Regions from separate parts of the Homo sapiens genome. Here region 2 is linked to region 1. The links are chromatin contacts, found by Hi-C in ENCODE. All regions are on one chromosome and are shown on one strand. The core of a region is the stretch at or near the end of the contact, and the rest is flanking DNA. Distances in the headings are between cores, read along the strand shown.

What was found. Hi-C counts contacts between places; a loop is a spot of excess contacts on that map. Pooled maps may share reads with other maps.
Region 2: a loop to region 1 is called in a map with no recorded cell type, with 7 times the contacts of the local background. The contact joins two enhancer-like sites. A Hi-C loop is called at or near these places in 6 of 37 single-sample maps with no recorded cell type and 2 of 50 pooled maps.

The regions. Positions count from the first base shown.
Region 1 is chr7:50,280,315-50,283,075 of GRCh38, reverse strand. No RefSeq gene overlaps it. Among named protein-coding and RNA genes, the nearest start is that of IKZF1, 23 kb to the left of the region's middle. RefSeq lists an enhancer at 800-1,089. Within about 2 kb of position 1,320, at least 8 of the 41 ENCODE cell types and tissues checked have a DNase peak (open chromatin) inside an H3K27ac peak, as active enhancers do.
Region 2 is chr7:50,663,461-50,666,221 of GRCh38, reverse strand. The region is part of intron 7 of GRB10 (growth factor receptor bound protein 10); the gene reads left to right. Among named protein-coding and RNA genes, the nearest start is that of DDC, 99 kb to the right of the region's middle. Within about 2 kb of position 1,446, at least 12 of the 41 ENCODE cell types and tissues checked have a DNase peak (open chromatin) inside an H3K27ac peak, as active enhancers do.

The DNA of each region.
Region 1 (2,761 bases), core at 71-2,570:
GAAACCAAATAGGAAGCTGGAAAAAGTGAAATTTTACAATGTATTTCCCTGTCCTTCACTTGTCTCTATTTTCCTGGCCAGGATTCATCCTCAGAGACTATTTTTACCCTGTTCCTGACCCAGCGAAACCTTGAGGTTCTGCAAATCTTACCAGATTTAGATTCCATTTGTGTTTTCTCTATAACCTCTTATTTCTGGGAAAGAGAGGCCATCAGAAGAGACTGCGTTTAGCTTGTACTCATTTCTCTCCTCTCATGCTGTGTGGGCCTCGGTCTCTTTTTCGGGAGATTGCATGGAGAGCCTCAAACAACCTCACCAGAGAATAAAAGTTTTGGCCAGGCGCGGTGGCTCATGCCAGTAATCCCAGCACTTTAGAAGGCCGAGGAGGCAGGCTGATCATGAGGTCAGGAGATGGAAACCATCCTGGCTAACATGGTGAAACCTTGTCTCTAGTAAAAATACAAAAAATTAGCCGGGCGTGGTGGCGGGCACCTTTAGTCCCAGCTACTCGGAGGCTGAGGCAGGAGAATGGGGTGAACCCTGGAGGCGGAGCTTGCAGTGAGCCGAGATCGTGCCACTACACTCCAGTCTGGGCGATAGAGCGAGACTCTGTCTCAAAAAAAAAAAAAAAAAAAAAAAAAAGAAAAAGAAAAAGGAAAGAAAAGTTTTACAAGCCGAAGAAACCAAGGACAATGAAACCTCTTCTCCCAAGGAATTTGGGAGCAGAGCATGCCACGCTTTCTCTGTTCTGGAAGGCCCTATCCTTGGGGACTTCAGAGGTGCACAAGACGGAAGCTCAGAGTAAACTGTATCTTCTACTGCAGCTTCCAGGAGTAGTCTGGGAACTGCCAGCCCTGCCCCTAAGCAGATGTGCACGTCTGCTGCTGTCCTCGGGAGGGGGAGGCCGGAGTGGCAAACTCCCAGAGTGCTGAAGAAAAGACGTGTCCCACGCAGAATTTTCCCACAATCAGCACACGGGACAAGGAGAAACCAAGAGGCCAAGCTTGAGCCTGGCGGAAATCACAAGATCTGGGCTGCAGCTGTGGGAGGGTGGCTGGTGCTCTTGCCCGTCTGCGTTTCTTACATCTGGAATATTCCAAGTGCTCAAGCCAGTTAGCAGAGGAGTTTCAGACAGGCTTGAGGGGAAGGGGAGAAGAAAGGTCTGTTCTAAGGAAAATAATTCTCTTGCTTCCACTTCACAGATATGGTCTGTTGAAAATTCTCTCCCTCTCTCTTCTTTTTCACTCAACATCAGAGCAGAACATGCTGCCTTGTCTGAACTGAGAATGAGACCTGGGGTCTATTTCTGGTTCTGCCAACTGACTCCTGGGTGACCTCAGTCACTTCCTCTCTTAGAGCCTCAAAGTTCCCCTCTCTAAAAAGAACCTTAGAATATTCTTACAACCAGAAATAGAGCCCAAAAACATAGAATATGTAATAGACACAACTCTTAATTTCTACAGTCTAATCCCACATGGACTGGATTCAGTGATGGGCAGATATGGTACAAGAATATTCCCTGGTCATCTTCATCCTGGCAAAGACGTAGTCAAGTATAGCAGTTTTCTCCTCTGACTTTCTCTGATTTCACCAAAGCCTGAGGATAAACTCCTTCTAGTTACATCCAAAGCTGGTGATGGGAGATCCTGGGAGGAGAGAGGTGGGGCTGTGCCAATATAGAAATGAATTTCAGCTTCAGGAAAACTACCATCTGGATGAAATCGAAGGCACTGGCCAGTCTTTGTTGAGTTGCAGCTGTGGCAATAGGCATATAAGTCAGGATTAGGAGGAAAAGGTCTGAAGCGGAGATGTTCTCAGGTCTCAACATGATTTGGATTGAGGTAAAAATATTTATTAACTTTTCATATTAAGTATGCATGTTAACACTTCTATGGTGACCACTAAAAAACAGGAATAAGGTAGATAACTTCCAAACCGGTAGTGAAGAAAACCCCTAAATCCAAAAGGAAGCGAGAGTAAAAAAATAAAAAGCAGTACAAATAGAAAACATAAAGTAAAAGAAATAAATTAGAATACGTCCTTACTTGAAAGAAATTTCAGTAGGCCAAATTCTGTAGTTGAGATTGAACTAGATTTGCAGTGGATTTTAAACACAAAGCAAGCTATGTACCTTTTACAATAGACATATAATACAAGTTATCAGAAGGATTAAAAGTGAAACTGTGGGTAAATATATCATAGCCAAATAGAGACCAAAATAACAAACAAAAACAAACAAAAAACCAACAACAAAGAAACAAATAAAAACAGGTGCAGCTTTATTCCTATTAAACAAAAGAGACTCTAAGGTAAAGGATATTATGAAAAAAATAAGAGAATCATTACAACCTGATCAGAAAAATATAATTATTCCAAGCTTTTAAACTAAGAAATCGCCTCATAATATAGAAACAGAAAAGGACACACAAGTCTAGATGGAAATATAGGTAAATGTACTATCATACACTTAAATAGATATACCATGTTCATAGATCAAAAAACTTGATATTTTAAAGATGTTATTTTTTTCAAATTGATTTAGAAATTCAATACAATCCCAATCAAACATCCTCTTCTTAAAGAGCTTGATAAGATAATTTTAATATGTATGTCAGGAGCTCCAAGAGTTAAGGATAGCTAAGAAAATCCTAAAAAATGTGGGGCCATATGCCTTAACAGCCAACAAGAAATATTATGAATAACAGTGATTAAAATGGTCTGGTATTGAAATTAAACAGATCAATGGAACAGAAGAGAGCCT
Region 2 (2,761 bases), core at 197-2,696, 380 kb before region 1:
CAGAGTGAAGAGCTATCTGAGAGGAAGCAGGATGGAGTAGTTGGTAGTCTAAGACGTGGCAGGCATGTGCCAAAAGAGAGCAGCCATTATTCTATCTAGAAGGACAGGGAGGTCTTCCCCAGCTGCCTTGCGTCCTCTCCCTGGGGATCCCAGAGCATGCAGCAGCCCCAGGCAGGCTTACCAAGTTCTTCCACGATGACTGCACCCTGGCTTCGTGACCCTGCATTGGCCAGGTTCTTCCTGAGTGCTGTGCTGAGTTTGCTAAGGGTACCCATGGGGCTTGCCTGAGTCATCTGGGTTGGCGGGAATAGCTGAGTTTCAAACCTGTGATCCTCCAGCTGTGGGGGAGACGTACACCGGCGCAAAGGGGGCTACTTCTGATCGGAGATCCACGTGCTGGGATGTCACCGTCTGACAGCCCACTCATTCCTTCCTGCCTGGCTGTCCTTCACCTGCCCTGGATTCAACTTCCTCACCCTGCCCAGGCTCTGCTTCCTCTTCTGGGTCTGGGGTCCTGCCCAGGTGCTTCTACAGAAGCAGTGCAGGGTCGGTCTCACCTCCCTGGTCCCACCCAGGCTCGTTGCTACCCCCACGTGGGGTGGCACCCGCCCTGCAGCTGCTCAGCATTTGGCCAGGGGGAGCCCTGAGAGCAGTTTGTCCAACGTGTTATGGGTTCCAAACCTGGGCCGGTCAGACCCTTGGTGGAAGCATGGAAATCTGGAGCCAGTAAACCCAGGCACTTCCACGCACCTCTGCCACTGGCTCATGGGCCCTCACTGGTGTTTGGGTGCTCATAAATAGTGTGAGATGTTTTGGAGTTGTCTTTCTAGACTTCTTGGGCTTTCTGTTTTATTTTGTTGTTGATGATGAATTTTAAAACAGCAATGTTTTGGCTTGTTAATATTTAAGCCAGAGTCTATTGGTCTTGCGTTTACCTGAGGTTGTACTCTATGGCTTCACCATTAAAGTGAGAGAGCACACAGACCTATTCCCTCACGGAAGGCAAAAACTGATGTTAGAGCAGACATCCCCCTTTGCTCTGGGAGAGTGCATAGAGGAACCGTGATGTATGGTTTTACATAGTGTCTGTTAGAGGTGACAGCAGTCCTCCTTGTCAGCAGTGAGTGACTTTCATTGGAAGGTATAGCTTCTGTGGAGATGATTCCATCATTTATTAAATGGCATTTAATTTTATTCAGTGGTTTGATTTATTTAAGTTTAATAATACCTCGTCATTGACTTACCAAAAATACAAATACATAAGAATTTCTTTCTGAGTGTTTAATTTCTTTCCTCTAAAAGGTGGTGAAATTAAATTAGTCATTGTTCAGGAAACTGGATATTTGTGGTAAAAATCAACAGGGTATTTTTAACTGCTTTGTGACTCATTTGAAAAGACAGGCTGTTGTGGTAAGGGTGATTGATATAGCAAAGACTTGTGAGCCCTGAGGCCAAGCACCATGCTCCGGCCGGAGAGGCTGGGCTCACGGTCTAGTTGGTGCCACTGGGTCTCTGTGGTGAGGCTGCCTTTGATCTTGGTGCCCTGGCAGACACTGGCTGCAGTGGTCCTCCTTTGCGTCAGACCCTCCGGGGCCTTCTGAGTTGAGGAAGCGCCATGCAGTGTGCCTGGAGCTGGCCTCGGGTGTCGGGAGGGAGGGGCACCACAGAAGGATGTGCTCCGAGACCTGGGACTTGGGCCAGGTGCCAGACAATCCTGGGTAAATACCAGAGCTGTCCCCCCTGCCCCCACAGACACACTGCAGAGGACCCTGGCAGGTGGGCTGGCCCCCCGCCACGGCCTGGTGACTGTCTCCCTCTGCTGTACTTCTTTAAGGTCCTGGGAGAGGAGAGAAAGGTGAGTGGGGTGCCATTTTCTTCCTGCAGGTGCTGGGTGAAGTTCAGAAGGCTCTGAGAGGCTGAGGGGAGCCATGTGTATAGGTACATTTGACTGTTCAGGCTGGTGGGTACGATACCCTGTAGGGGGGCTGTCCCAAAGGCCTTCTCGGTTCCTGCATTCTGATCCTGGCTGTTTGCTGTGTGAGGAGGGTGTCAGCTCAGCGACATCAGAAGTCAGGGCAGAAGTAGCTCCTCGAGGCAAGACTGAGCGTCGGTGTCCACGCTAGGGAAGAGGGGCCCTGTGTCCACAGCCACCGCCCATCAGCCGAGCATGGCCAGCAGGAGCATGGGACCAGTGTCACCAGAAAATTGGATGCTTTGAGAGAAATCAGAATTGCCACTGAAGACCTGAACTCTCCACATTTTGCACATTTCAGTGTCTGTAAGCACTGTGTGGGCTGAAGCAGACACCCTGGCAGGCAGGTCCTGGCCTGCTGGTTTCGGCTGTGGCATCCTGCGAGGTGACTCCTATGGTGTCTGCATTGTCTCCCTGCACCTGGCATGCCAGGGGCTTTCCCTGATGGGCACTGGATCTGGCGTCCACTAAGGGCTCAGCAAGCTGGGATGATGGCCCGAATCTAAAAAGGATTACATTAAATAGGCTTTCAAAATGATGTCTGCACATGCAGCTACAAAAGTATCACCAAGAGGATGGCAGCTGCAGCCACTGCTGCTTGTGAGAGAAGGGCTCAGTTAGTTAGACACGTGGCTCCAGTCAGCAGTCCAGTATGACCTTTCCTGAGTGGCTGGCTTGACCATTCTGCTCTGACAGAAATAGGTTTTCTAGAAGCTAGTGGCTTTGTTGTGTTCTTTCTTGGATGCCATTATCCCTGTGAGAAGGACCCTAGTCACATGGCACTCATCC